Regions from separate parts of the Homo sapiens genome. Here region 1 is linked to region 2. Evidence: read pairs that join two places in POLR2A ChIA-PET (ENCODE). Cell type or tissue: OCI-LY7. All regions are shown on one strand. Each heading gives the region's core, and the rest is flanking DNA. Links, peaks and the distances in the headings are about the cores only.

Region 1 (7,945 bases), core at 1,119-6,118, 340 kb after region 2:
TTTCAGGCCAATATTCCTGATGAACATCGATGCAAAAATCCTGAATAAAATACTGGCAAACTGATTCCAACAGTACATCAAAAAGCTTATCCACCGAGATCAAGTTGGCTTCATCTCTGGGATGCAAGGCTGATTCAACATACACAAATTACTAAACGTAATCCATCACATAAACAGAACCAATAACAAAAACTACATGATTATCTCAATAGATGCAGAAAAGGCCTTTGATAAAATTCAACACCCCTTCATGCTAAAAACTCTTAATAAACTAGGTATTTATGCAACGTATCTCAAAATAATAAGAGCTGTTTATGACACACAGCCAATATCATACTGAATGGGCAAAACCTGGAAACGTTCCCTTTGAAAACCAGCACAAGACAAGGATGCCCTCTCTCACCACTCCTATTCAACATAGTATTGGAAGTTCTGGCCACGGCAATCAGGCAAGAGAAAGAAATAAAGGGTATTCAAATAGGAAGAGAGGAAATCAAATTGTCTCTGTTTGCAGATGACATGACTGTATATTTAGAACACCCCATCGTCTCAGCCCAAAATCTCCTTAAGCTGATAAGCAACTTCAGCAAAGTCTCAGGACACAAAATCAATGTGCAAAAATCACAGGCACTCCTATACACCAATAATAGACAGAGAGCCAAATTATGAGTGAACTCCCATTCACAATTGCTACAAAGAGATTAAAATACCTAGAAATACAACTTACAAGGGATGTGAAGGACCTCTTCAAGGAGAACTACAAACCACTGCGCAAGGAAAAAAGACAGGACACAAACAAACAGAAAAAAACATTCCATGCTCATGGATAGGAGGAATCAATATTGTGAAAATGGCCATACTGCCCTAAGTAATTTATAGATTCAATGCTATCCCCCCCATCAAGCTACCACTGACTTTCTTCACAAAATTAGAAAAAAACTACTTTAAATTTCATATGGAACCAAAAAAGAGCCCATATGGCCAAAATAATCCTAAGCAAAAAGAACAAAGCTGGAGGCATCACGCTACCTGACTTCAAACTATACTACAAGACTATAGTAACCAAAACAGCATGGTACTGGTACCAAAACAAATATATAGACCAATGGAACAAAAAAGAACCCTCAGCAATAACGTCACACATCTACAACCATCTGTTCTTTGACAAATCTGACAAAAACAAGCAATGGGGAAAGGATTTCCTATTTAATAAATGGTGTTGGGAAAACTGGCTAGCCATATGCAGAAAACTGAAACTGGACCCCTTCCTTACATCTTATACAAAAATTAACTCAAGATGGATTAAAGACTTAAACATAAGACCTAAAACCATAACAACCCTAAAAGAAAACCTAGGCGATACCATTCAGGACATAGGCATGGGCAAAGACTTCATGACTAAAACACCAAAAGCAATGGCAACAAAAGCAAAAATTGGCAAATGGGATCTAACTAAACTAAAGAGCTTCTGCACAGGAAAAGAAACTATCATTAGACTTAACAGGCAACCTATAGAATGGGAGAAAAATTTTGCAATCTATCCATCTGACAAAGGGCTAATATCCAGAATCTACAACGAACTTAAACAAATTTACAAGAAAAAAACCACCCCATCAAAAAGTGGGTGAAGGATATAAACAGACACTTCTCAAAAGAAGACATTTATGCGGCCAACAAACATGAAAAAAAGCTCATCATCACTGGTCATTAGAGAAACACAATCAAAACCACAATGAGATACAATCTCACGCTAGTTAGAATGGCGATCATTAAAAAGTCAGGAAACAACAGATGCTGGAGAGGATGTGGAGAAACTGGAACACTTTTTGGAACACTTTAACGCTGTTGGTGGGAGTGTAAATTAGTTCAACCATTGTGGAAGACAGTGTGGTGATTCCTCAAGGATCTAGAACCAGAAACACCATTTGACCCAGCAATCCCATTACTGGGTATATACTCAGAGACTACTATAAAGACACATGCACACGTATGTTTATTGCAGCACTATTCACAATAGCAAAGACTTGGAACCAACCCAAATGCCCATCAATGATAGACTGGATAAAGAAAATGTGGCACCATGGAATATTATGCTGCCATAAAAAAGAATGAGTTCATGTCCTTTGCAGGGATATGAAGCTGGAAGCCATCATTCTCAGCAAACTAACAAAGGAACAGAAAACCAAACACCACATGTTCTCACTCATAAATGGGAGTTGAACAATGAGAACACATGGACAAAGGGAGGGGAACATCACACACACTGGGGCCTGTCAGGGGGTGGAAGGCTAGGGGAGGGATAGCATTAGGAGAAATACCTAATGTGGATGATGGGTTGATGGGTGCAGCGAACCACTATGGCACGTGTATACCTATGTATCAAACCTGCATGTGCTGTACATGTATCCCAGAACTTAAAGTATAATAGAAAAAAAACAAAAACAAACCAGTAGACCAGTTATTTCACCAAAACATCCTACAAGAAAAAAGGTCCAAGTTAACTCACTGAATTTAGAAGTTTTAAAAACTCTTCTAGCAGCTATTTATGTAATAGAAACTTCTGTAAACGCTGCCGTCAGGTCAGCTGTAAATATAAACTTTGCTTACATTCTTCCCCAATTTTTTGCTTAGGAAAGTACTAAAGAGTTAAAAGTATTTATTTATTTATTTATTTATTTATTTATTTATTTATTTATTGAGATGGTGTCTCACCCTGTCGCCCAGGCTGGAGTGCAACGGCACGATCTTGGCTCACAACAACCTCCGCCTCCCAGGTTCAAGTGGTTCTCCCGCCTCAGCCTCCTGAGTAGCTGGGATTACAGGCATGTGCCACCACGCGCAGCTAATGTTGTATTTTTAGTACAGACGTGGTTTCTCCATATTGGTCAGGCTGGTCTTGAACTCCCGACCTCAGGTGATCCGCCCACCTCAGCCTCCCAAAGTGCTGGGATTACAGGTGTGAGCCACTGCGCCTGGCCAACACTATTTTCTAAAACTAAAAATCATATCTATTTGGTGGAAGGAATACTGAACAAAATCCCATACTGTTTCCATAATAATGTCTTTGACATTAAAGCAGAGGCATTCATTTGCTATTCTAAGAACATTTCTAAGCAACTATTTTGTACCAGACACTGTGCAAGTTGGGCTATGTGTTGAAAGTATAGAAAAAATCATATGTATTCCATGTCTTTAAGAAGCTCCATTTAGATTTGCTGAAAGCTGAGTTGTGACACATCACTCTACTGGCAGTAACTGGTACAAGAAGCAAGAGGGCCTGAGGGCTAACAGTGCCAATAATCCCTAAGGACTTCATGCCAGGAAAAATGGACTGTTCCATTTTTAAATAGAAGTTACCCAACTCTGAATTTTTGGGGCAAGTTACTTAAACAGTCTCTCTTTCGAATTCAAGGAAATCCTGGGACATTATATTTTTATTAAAATTTATGAGATTTTTACAAAGGAATATAAGTGATCATTTATGCTAGTCAGCTTTTGTTCTAAGGTCAGAATTCTCAAAAAATAAAACTTTATTACTCTACCACAAACTTCTGAAAAACCTCCTCAAACTGCTGTGTTTTATTTTGCCCTGAAGGACGAAAAGTATCTAACAACTATTATTTTTTTAAAGTCCTTCCAGATGAAACACTGTGGACTACAGTTTCTAGAACAACAAAATTTCACTTTACATTCCCCATACTAAACTTGAAGTTTTTCCCAAAGTGGATTCCTAGTGCAATATTCTTAAGTCTTTATTTTACTCAGCGACCATCATCCACTCATGTCTCTTCCTGCCCCTTAGTACTGCCAAAATACAAAATGTAGCTAGAAAACCAAAGATGCAAAAAAGCTTTACAGGTGCTCGGTCACTAGGGTAAATGAGGATATACTGAATTCCTTAAAAATACAAAGAGAGTGGATGCTGAGTGCACCCATCACAAAAATAACTGTGTGAGGTAATACATTTGTTAATTAGCAAGAGTTAATCATTTCACAATGTATGTGCACCTCAAAACGTCATGCTGTATGTGACAAACATATACAATGTTATTTGTCAAATTAAAAAAAATAAATTTAAGCTTAACCCAGGAAAAAAAAAGCTTTACAGGAACAGTCTATTCAATTTCAAATGAAGCAAGTTTACTTCTTCATTTTGCATCTCCTTTCCTTTGATTGACATGTGACAGTTTTTAAGAGTCATCCAAACGAGTGTGTGCTGAATGACCCATGACAGACAGAACTGACAGGAGGCTGGGAAACATTTGAGAAAACAGTGTGTGCTTAAGAAAGCTCCTCCTCCAATTAATCAAATCCGGTAAACAAGAGGTCTTTATATACTCCCGTTAAAGACAATGTTCAGCACTAAAGAAATGCTTTAGTTAGCTATTTAAAAACCTATGTGTTCTAGCTCCTGATCACAGACAAGTACATAGAACAAATAATATTGGAAGAAGACTTTGAAAAAGATATTTTCATAAGCACATTCTTTTAAAAATACATACTTCAAACATCAGAAGATTTTTATTTTGTAGATGCATAAACTTGTAAAATAAATAATTCATTGTGCCTATAAGGCTCTGGGATTAAGATGGCAAAGGGCATCAGCACTGGAAGGATTTTTTCCAGATCCAGAAACACAGATTGAAGCATGGCCAGTGGTCATAAGAGGGAAAAAAATAAACAGGAAGACATTCTCTTTGCAAATCCTCCTCCTCTGATAAAGCATATGGAAGGTACGCTGAAGATTCCTTTACTGCTAACTCAGTATTTAAGCATCAGATTTGCATGAACCTATTATCAATTATCAAGCCAACTTGACAGAAGGATCCTTGGGACAATGATTGTCTTATTTGTTCTGCACAAGACAAATGTAAACTAATTTTTAAAACCCAACATTCCAGGGCTTCAATAGCCTTACTCAAGTCATGGACCTTCTCGGGTATCAAATGAGTGCCCATGTTGTTCAGTGAGGTCTCCCCATTCTGGATGGCCTCAATTCTTATGTTCCCAAGACACTGTGTAACCCCTGGAATCTCCATTCACCTCACAAATCTTTAGCAGCTTTTCTGTCCCAGCCCTCATTGGATCTTGGCTTACATATGTGCACCTTAACATTTGGCAAACAATTTTTTTTTGCAGAGAAATAAAGTCAGTTTATTCTGTCAAGGATCTCCTACCTCTAAAAACAGATAATAATTTCATAAATTTTTAAAGGGTCAATGTTCTCAGATTTCCTATACAATCAATTATGTGTTAGAATCAATTTAATCAATCACCTCCTTTGCAGGGCTAACTCTCAATTAGAATGTCAAGGGTCTCCAGTTGACTTAAACTTTTGGCCCAGAGGTGTTTATGTCAGCAAGATCTGAAATCTGATATGCTCCAGAATCAAGCCTTTCTTGCCTATTTGCATTTTTTTTCTTTTTTTTTTTAATTATACTTTAAGTTCTTGGGCACATGTGCACAATGTGCAGGTTTGTTACACATGTATACATGTGTCATGTTGGTTTGCTGCACCCATTCACTCGTCATTTACATTAGGTATTTCTCCTAATGCTATCCCTCCCCGCTCCCCCCACCCCACGACAGGCCCCGGTGTGTGATGTTCCCCGCCCTGTGTCCACGTGTTCTCATCGTTCAATTCCCACCTATGACTGAGAACATGTGCAGTGTTTGGTTTTCTGTCCTTGCGATAGGTTTGCTCAGAATGATGGTTTCCAGCTTCATCCATGTCCCTACAAAGGACATGAACTCATCCTTTTTTATGGATGCTTAGTATTCCATGGCGTATATGTGCCACATTTTCTTTATCCAGTCTATCACTGATGGACATCTGGGTTGGTTCCAAGTCTTTGCTATTGTGAATAGTGAATATATGGCAACCAATTTTAGACAGCTGCAGGACTATGATTCCAGGGAGAGGGAAACTACATAGAATAAGCCTCAAAATTGCCCCAGCTTTCTGTCTGAGAACACTTTCTAGACTGTGGCACCAGGAGGTAACCCAAGCAGGACATAGTAATCTTACTGAGCTGGAGAAACAGACTGGAGGTTGGGATTCCTGAAGGTTTTAAGAGTATGATATCAGAGAGAATGAAGCTCTGAAGAGCAGTATTCCAGTTACTCATATAAGTGACATCTTAAGCATTTAGCTAAATACTAAGCTGCACATACCCAGGGCACCAAGACAAGACAACACAAGGCCAGGGGAAAAAAAAAAAACAAAAAAAAAAAACAGCTGCCTGTGAGTTGGCAGCTACCCAGAGATTCCTGAGATTACACAAAGCTGGGAGACATAGGACGTCCTACCAATCATACTGAAGAGACCTCGTTGAACACCCCGGATACTCTGCTGATACCCAGAAAGGGGTAGAAGTGAGCTATTCTAGTCCTGGAGAAAGGATTACACTACCCCCACCCTAACAAAATTTTAAAAAATAATCCTTACTCAGATGGGTTCACTGATGAATTCTATCAAACATTTAAGGAAGAAATTATACCAATTCTCTATAATCTTTTCCAGAAAATAGAAGCGGAGGGAATACTTCCTAAATAATTCTATGAAACCAGCATAACCTTAATTCCAAAACCAGACAAAGACATTACAAGAAAATGACAGATCAGTATTTCTCATGAACACAGATGCAAAAATTCTCAAAAAAGCTAGGAAATCAAGTCTAACAATCTATAAGAAGAATTATACACCATAGCCAAATATAATATATCTCAGGTATGCAAGTCTGGTTCAACATTCAAAAAATCAATTAATGGAATCTATCACATCAACAAGCTAAAAAAGAAAAAAAAAATCACATAGTCCTAGCTGCAGAAAAAGCACTTGACAAAATCTAACTAACACTCATTCATGATAAAAATTCTCAATAAACTAAGAACAAACGGGAAACATCCTCAAGGTGATTAAAAACATCTACAAAAACCCTACAGCTAACATAACATTTAATGGTAAGAAACCAGAATATTTCCCACTAAGATCAGAAACAAGACAAGGATGTCCCTTCTTACCACCACTCAACATCATACTGGAAGTACCACCTAATGCAGTAAGAAAAGAAAAGTTATATAAGATTGTGAGGTGTATTAGTCCATTTTCACACCGCTATAAAGAACTTCCTATGACTGGGTAATTTATGAAGGAAAGAGGTTTAACTGACTCACAGTTCCACATGGCTGGGGAGGCCTCAGGAAACTTACAATCATGATAGAAGGGGAAGCAGGCATGACTTACATGGTGGCAGGTGAGAGAGAGTGTGTGTCTAAGTGCAGGAAAAACTACCATTTATAAAACCATCAGATCTTGTTAGAATTTACTCACTATGAGGAGAACAGCATAGGGGAAACCACCCCCATGATCCAATCACCTCTCACCAGGTCTCTCCCTCAAGACCTGATGATTACAATTCATGATGAGATTTGGGTGGGGACACAAGGCCTAACCTTATCATGAGGAAAGAAAGAAAACTCTTTGTTCACAGATAATATGATCGTCTATGTAGAAAATTCAAAAGAATTGATTAAAAAACTCCTGGAACTAATACGTGATCACAGCAAGGTTGTAGGACACAAGGTTAATATACAAAAGTAAACTGTTTTCCTATATGCCAGCAATAAATAAGTGGTATTTAAAATTAAAAACACAGTACATTTACATTAGCACCCTCCAAAAGCTTAAAGTATAAATCTAATAAGATATGTATAAGATCTATAAGAAGAAAACTACAATACTCTATTGATAGAAATCAAAGAACTAAGAGGAGAGATATTTCATGTATGTGGGTAGGATGACTCAATACTGTCAAGATGTCAGTTCTTCCCATCTATAGATTCAACACAATCCCAATTAAAATTCTAAAGTTTATATAGAGAGCTAATTAGACCCAGAACAGCCAACACAGTATTAAAAGAGAATGAAGTCAAAGAACTGACA
Region 2 (7,945 bases), core at 2,040-7,039:
TCGGTTGAGAGGAAGTTCATCTAAACAAGTGCTTCTTGATTGCCTACTGGAAAAAGACATACAGTGAGGCCCTCTTCACCACCCCCCTCCAACCTTAACCTCTCTTCATTTAATTTTTTAATTTGTGCCCCTCCCCTCAAAAACAACAGAACAAAACAGGTAGCCACTGTTATTAGTTTCTTGTATATACTTCTAGAAATTTAAAAATATATATAAATCCAAGTAATTTTTAAAACATACGAATTTTATTATTCCGTATCCATTGTTCTTCATTTTGCTTTTTACCCCCACCACCCACAATATATCCTTGGACTCTTTCTATATTAGTACATAAAGAGATTTTTCATTTTATTTACTTACTTATGTATTTATTTATTTTTTTGGAGACGGAGTTTCCCTCTGTCACCCAGGCTGGAGTGCAGTGGTGCAATCTCGGCTCACTGCAGGCTCCGCCTCCCAGGTTTACGCCATTCTCCTGCCTCAGCCTCCCGAGTAGCTGGGACTACAGGCGCCCGCCACCACGCCCGGCTAATTTTTTGTGTTTTTAGTAGAGGCGGGGTTTCACCGTGTTAGCCAGCATGGTCTCAATCTCCTGACCTTGTGATCCGCCCGCCTCGGTCTCCCAAAGTGTTGGGATTACAGGCATGAGCCACGCTTTTTCATTTTATTTAAAATTTACATAGCATTCCATTTCATGGTTGTACTATATTTAACTGGTTCCCTATTGATAGACATGTTTAAGTTTCTCCCAGTCTTTTGCTATTACAAGCAGTGCAATAATCAATTATCTGGTATTTAAGCAACTGTAAATGTGCTTCTAGAATTCTTACTATAGAAATAGCATTTCACATGCAAATCAAAACTACAATGAGATACCATCTCACGCCAGTTAGAACAGTGATCATTAAAAAGTCAGGAAACAACAGATGCAGGTGAGGATGTGGAGAAACAGGAACACTTTTACACTGTTGGTGGGAGTGTAAATTAGTTCAATCATTGTGGAAGACAGTGTGGTGATTCCCCAAGGATCTAGAACCAGAAATACCATTTGACCCAGTAATCCTATTACTGGGTATATACCCAAAGGATTATAAATCATGCTACTATAAAGACACATGCACACGTATGATTACTGCAGCACTATTTACAATAGCAAAGACTTGGACCTAACCCAAATGCCCATCAATGATAGACTGGATAAAGAAAATATGGTACATATACACCGTGGAATACTATGCAGCCATAAAAAGGAATGAGATCATGCCCTTTGCAGGGACATGGATGAAGCTGAAACCATAATTCTCAGCAAACTAACACATGACCAGAAAACCAAACACCGTGTGTTCTCACTCATAAGTGGGAGTTGAACAATGAGAACACAGGCACACAGGGAGGGGAACATCACACACCAGGGCCAGTTGGGGGTTAGGCGGCAAGGGGAGGGAGAGCATTAGGACAAATACCTAATGCATGCAGGGTTTAATACCTAGATGATGGGTTGATAGGTGCAGCAAACCACCAGGCCACATGTATACCTATGTAACAAACCTGCACATTCTGCACATGAATCCCAGTACTTAAAGTAAAATAAAAAAAAAAAAAAAAGAAGAAACGAACAAACAAAAAAAGAAATAGTATTTCACACGCACGCACAATTCTTTACAGTTTTGTTTTTTAATTAAACATTTTATTTTGAGATAATTATAGATTCACATGCAGTTTTATGAAATAATACCCTTTACCCAGGTTTCCCTAACTGGGTGCAAAACTATGTATAATAATAGCACAACCAGGAAATTAATGTTGATATAACCCACTAAACTCATTCAGGTTTTACCAGTTTTCCATGTGTGTATTAAGTTCTACACAGTTCTATCACCTACAGAGGCTGTAGTATCCATCACCACAGTCAAGAGAGAACAGTTCCATCATCACAAGGATCCCTTTTCCTGGCCTTTTGTAACCACATCCACCTTCCCCCCTGGCTACTGCCTCCACGCCACCCCTACCCCGTCCCTAACCTTTGGTAACCTTGGAACTTTGGCAATGTGTCCTAATTCTCTGTACTTTTGTCTTTTCAAGAATCTTATGTAAATGGAATCATATCATACAGTATATGATACCTCCTGGAATTTGATTTTTAAAAATCAGCATAATCCCCTTGAGATTCATCTAGATTGTTGCATGTATCAATAGTTTGCTCCTTTTTATTGCTTCGTAGTTTTTCATGATACAGATATACCACAGTTTTTTTAACCGTTCACTCATCGAAGGATATCTGGGGTTCTTCCAGTTGTTGGCTCTTAGGAATAAAGTTGTTATGAACATTTATGTAGAGGTTTTTGTGTAAACATAAAACACTTCATTTTCCTGGGATAAACACCCAAGGGTACAGTCGCTGGCTTATATGGTAATTGCATGTTTAGTTTTATAAGAAATTATCAAACTTTTCCAGAATGGCTGTACCATTTTATAATCCTACCCACAATGGATGAGTGATTTGCATCCGTGCCCACATGTGGTGTTGTCACTATTTTATATTTTAGTTTTTCTGATGTATGTGCGTGGCTTTTAAAATTTCTCACCACATTCTTCCAGCTTTAAGTCTCTGGCTTTAAATCCAGGACTTCAATAACAATAACAGTTGCCCTTTATTGAGCTTATGCCATATTCCAGGCACTGTTCCAGGTATTTTACATATACTGCCTTATTTAATTTCACTTATTCCTCAGTATAAGCCTGGGAAGTAGAATCCAGCTGTTCATCACAGGCTTAGTCATTTCTGAAATGGTTGGTGGGCTTTAAATCATTTGCCTCTCAGTGTATCTTTTTCTACGTCCCTTCTCTTCTCTCAGCTTACTGTTTTGGCCTCTCCTTAGGGAGAAAGGAACCGGGGGTATTCAGGACTTTACTCTTGCCTTTAAGACAAGTACCAGATGGATGGGAACAGGCCAGAGAGCCAAGGGGCCAGAGTGTAGTAGTGATTGATGGGCTTCTGGTGCTCCCCCCCTTCCTGGTTCATAGCTACGGACTAACCAGCAAAGCTGGTGGGCTGGGGAGGAGGACCGGGAAGGAGGGAGAAAGGGTATTCTTCCCTGGTTGCCATCTATATGCTCAAGCCCTGAATTAAAAATACCTATGGTCCTTCATGTGAGACAGGGTTCTGCTCACTTGCCCATGATCTTCCTGTGGCAAATGAAAACCCTTGACTGCTCCCAGTCCATGAGTTGAATCCAGGCCCACACCCCAGAGCAGCAGGGAAGGAAAAATGCACAGCTGACAGCCGCGAAGTCCCAACGAAAGCTTAGGGGTAAAACTGGAAGCAACTCTATTCTCTGAGCTAACAAAATGCCTGGAAGTCAATGTGGGTAAATAGTACTGCAATCAATTAAAATTAATAAACATTTTCCTGCACCTTCTGTATACAAAGGCCTTTCACAGCATGTCTGAGCTGGAGGGGACCGTAGGGCCATCTCCATTTTCTCCATTTTGCAAATAAAGAAACAGAGTCCATCTGCGAAGAGACCAAAAGTAGGGATGGGATACTTGTATTTACTCCAAATCTTATCTTTTCCAGGCCATTTCATCAAACCGTGAGATTGTTCTTGTTTTATTTTAGTTTTGGGACAAGGAAACTGAGACTCAGCAAGTGTAAGGAACTTGTCTACCGTCTCCCAGCAAATTAGCAGTGCCACCAGCCACCAGCATTTGAAAGGAGTCCCCAACCCTGATCTGCTTCTTACAGATGCATCCATGCTACAATAACTACAACAGCAACAAACAATAGAAGGAGTGCTGTATCAAGAGCTCAAGTCTCGCCGTTACCTTGTTGGGTGATCTTAGACAAACTACTTATACTCCTTAGGACTTGGCTTCTTTATTTGGGAAATAGAAAAGCTGGAGATAGCCCTTCCAGCTCAAAAACACTGTGTGGCGGGGACTTAATTAAAGAAGGTCTTACCTGTTGATTATCCAGTGAGGACATCTGCAGTGTACAGCTCCCAAACAGTGGAGACCATCATGATGTGCCTCTGAATTCTGGAAGCCCCACGAGGGCAGGTGGCATAATAAAAGTACAGGGAGATACATTTCGAGGATGTTTGGGTTCTTATCTCATCTAGGGTGTTCATTTGTTAGGCTAGGAAACTAAAGACAGCTTAAAACCCTGAGCTTTTAAAGCGCCTGGTTTCCCACCCGCTGCCAACACTGATTTTATTTCCCATGTGCTCTGTACCCAGCTCTTCATTCGGTTCTGCATCAGCCCCACAGCTGCACACGTGCATACGTTCAGGCCCCAGACTTAGACAGTTTTGGTTCCTGTAAGTAGCTTTGACAGAGCTCAGCGGTATTCCTTGGGTAGGAGCTGTTTTCTTTTAAAAAGCAGATGTTGATGACAATAAGGTCTAAAGAGAAGACTGCAATGTAACGGAATTTTAAAATCACTTCTATTTAGAGGAATCCACAGGATATGTTTTAAGAAAATACACCCTCCCATGTTATTATATTACTAGTTTCATTGATGAAAAGGCTCAGCTACATTTGGCTTAACATCCTTAATACAAAGGGGCACCTCAAAACACATTTCCAGGCCAAAAATGGTGTAGATTTCTTGTCCTTTTCAATTAGACCTTACTTTCTATCAATGGGGTTCCCTTGTTACCTCTTTTTCCTTTTTTAAAATTTTATTTTACTTTAAGTTCTGGGATACATTTGCAGAACATGCAGGTTTGTTACATAGGTATACACGTGCCATGGTGGTTTGCTGCACCTATCAACCCATCCTCCGGGTTTTAAGCCCCACGTGCATTAGATATTTGTCCTAATGCTCTCCCTCCCCTTGACCCCACTCCCTGACAGGCCCTGGTATGTGATGTTTCCCTCCCTGTGTCCAGGTGTTCTCATTGTTCAACTCCCACTTATGAGTGAGAACACGCGGTATTTGGTTTTCTGTTTCTGTGTTAGTTTGCTGAGAATGATGGTTTCCATCTTCACTCATGTCCCTGCAAAGGACATGAAACATGAACTCTTTCTTTTTTATAGCTGCATAGTATTCCATAGTGTATATGTGCCACATTTTCTTTATCCAGTCTGTCATTGATGGGCATTTGGGTTGGGCCAAGTCTTTGCTATTGTAAATAGTGCTGCAATAGACATACGTGTGCATGTGTCTTTATAGTAGAATGATTTAAAATCCTTTGGGTATATACCAGTAATAGGATTGCTGGGTCAAATGGTACTTCTCCTTCTAGATCCTTGAGGAATCACCACCCTCTTTTTCCTTTTTCAAAATTAAGAAAAGCAAGTAGTTTTTCACTTATGAGAAAATAAAAAAAAGAAACAGAAAAGAAAACAAGGATTTTATTTGGATATTTAACTATTTTTTAAAAATAGAAAACATATTAATATGATTAAAAGCTCAAAAAAGTCAGAAAGATAATCAGCAAAAACTCTCCCTTCCGCCCCACTCCACAGACACAAAGTTCCCCTCCCCAGAGGCAATCAGTGTCTTTACCCTTCCAGAGGTATGTGATGCATAAGCAAACACACATTCCTGCCCATTATTTTTTTCCTTTGACCTATTATATCACGCACACTATCTGTTGTTTTTTTCATTTAGCAATATATCCTGGGGTAATTCTCTTTCATTATATGAAGAGTTTTCTTTTCAGCTGTATAATATTTTGTTGCAATTTATTTAGTAAGTCCCCTACTGATAGCTATTTGTGTTGTTCCCAATCTGTTGCAATTACCAAAAGGCTTCAGAAGTACCTTGTATATGCATATCCTTACATATGCTCGGATAGCCTTAGAAGAAATTCCTTGAAACAGAAGTTTAGAGTCTACAAAATTAGCCGGATGTGTTGGCGCATGCCTGCAATCCCAGCTACTCAGGAGGCTGAGGCAAAAGAATCTCTTGAACCTTGGAGGCGGAGGCTGCGGTGAGCTGAGATCACACCATTGCGCTCCAGCCTGGGCAACAAGAGTGAAACTCTGTCTCAAAAAAAAAAAAAAAAGTTTAGAGTCAAAGATAGGAGCATTTGTAACAGTGATGATGAATTAGACTTTCATTTTATTTTACGTTTTTTTTTTTTTTTTTGGACAGAGTCCTGCTCTGTCACCCAGACTGGAGTGCAGTGGCATGATCTCGGCTCACTGCAACCTCCGCCTCCCAGGTTCAAGCGATCCTCCCACCCAGCCTTCTGAGTAGCTGGGATTACAGGCACGCATCCCCATACCTGGCTAATTTTTGTGTTTTTTGTAGAGACGGGGTTTTGCCATGTTGCCCAGGCTAGTCTTAAATTCCTGGGCTCAAGCAATCCGCTGCCCTGGCCTCCCAAAGTGCTGGGGTTACAGGCATGAGCCACTGCGCCTGGCCTACACTTTCATTTTAAAATCACCTGTAACCCCTTCTTCAGTGTTAGTCATACTAACATTTTAATGTATAATTTTCCAGAAACACCCATTTAACAAACATATACCAAGTCCCGAGGGGCTATGTGTTCTAGTAGGCCCTGAATACAATAGCATAGCACAAAGCTGGCTTCTAGAACGGAGGAAGAGGCACCCAGTAGACGAGAGAAACTGTTATGAGTTGCTCCACGTCACTCGGGTGTGAAATTTTCTCCCTAAATCCCATCAAATCTGGATCTCAGCTCTACCCTTGCCAAAGTCTGCACCAAATTCCACATTAGCGGCCGGGGTCATTTCCTTTCCCATGGATCGTACCAAAATCCTGGGGTTTTTGTGGCCAGAAAATTGGAGGCAGCTCTCACATCCTCAGCCCACTGCTGTCACAGTTTCTGGGGTTGTCCTTGGGGGACCTGCTCCCTGGGGGGCTGGAGATCGCTTGCTCAAAGCCCTCCTCTGTTCTATCAACCCCCAGGTGGGTTCCCACCATGGAGACATCTGCTTTGCACCCTCAGAGGAAATCCCTGCTCCCACTGAATTCTGCACCCAGGAGTTTACTCAGTTTCCTGGTGCAGTATTCTTTTTAAAAACACCAGCTTCCACTCCTTCCTTTCCTTGCCCAGTGCTAGCCCCTTCCCTAGAAACTCACCAATAGCTGGGAGCTATGACCCTCCCAAAGAGCCTAGACTGGTTAGACCACACAGGTTCAGCTGCTTTGAGAATTGGGAGAGGGGAAATCACATTTTCCTTCCTGGGGTTTCTGTATCCACAGGAATAAAGCAAAAATTAATATCTAAGTGATTGATCCTACTGCATAAAGGAATAAATAAAAATAAAATGACAAGCTCTGGTAAGCCTTGTTTTGTCTACTGCTGTATTCTTTGCACTTAGAATAATGCCTGACACATAGTAGATGCTCAGGAAATACTTGTTGGCTGAAAGAATGATGTGTTAGGAGGAAAAAGAATGGGGGAATGTGTAAGGGAGAACATTGGAGCTAGTGGATGACTGCTTTAGACTGGGTGGTCAGAGATAGTTTTTCTGAGGAGGTGACATCTTGATGGGTTTTTGAGGATCAGAAGGAATCAGCTCTGTGAACTGTACTGGGAGGAGCCATCCAGGTAGAGGAGGGCATGGAGGGCTTCAGAACTAGAAGAGAGTTGTAGGTGAAGTGAGCCCAGAAAGAAGCCTTGGACAAAGGCAGCAGGTTGTGGGGGACCTTGCAGGATGTGTGAAGGCATGTGTAGAGCGCATGCAAACTGCGACGCAGAAACTTTCAATGACTTTGAGCAGGTGAATAAAATGATTTCTTTTTTAAACTTCTTTACATTTTTAAAGATCTTCCGGGCAGCTGCTTAATAGTAGATTTGAGCAGACAAGCGGGTAAATCAGATCTGTAGAGAGGTTACTGCTACTGTCACTGAGATGACATGGCTGGAACTGGGGTTGGTGCTCGGAAACATGGAAAAGTGTGGGTAGATTTGAGATAAATTTGGAGGCAGACGAAACTCCATTATGGATCCAAGGCGGGAGATGA

The links. Peaks named below come from ENCODE experiments on the same cell type or tissue, not always from the same donor. Only the 100,000 strongest peaks of a DNase experiment are listed, where the experiment ranks them.
Region 1: POLR2A ChIA-PET joins it to region 2 with 6 read pairs; 1 of 35 experiments calls an interaction of 5 or more read pairs at or near these places.

The regions. Positions count from the first base shown.
Region 1 is chr2:45,429,351-45,437,295 of GRCh38, forward strand. The region is part of intron 16 of SRBD1 (S1 RNA binding domain 1); the gene reads right to left. Among named protein-coding and RNA genes, the nearest start is that of SRBD1, 180 kb to the right of the region's middle. In OCI-LY7, for the core only: a CTCF peak has its summit at 3,261; a DNase peak (open chromatin) is centred at 4,231; H3K27ac peaks cover 2,420 bases.
Region 2 is chr2:45,085,769-45,093,713 of GRCh38, forward strand. No RefSeq gene overlaps it. Among named protein-coding and RNA genes, the nearest start is that of SIX2, 80 kb to the left of the region's middle. In OCI-LY7, for the core only: no CTCF peak of the experiment used is centred there; a DNase peak (open chromatin) is centred at 4,303; H3K4me3 peaks cover 986 bases; H3K27ac peaks cover 2,255 bases.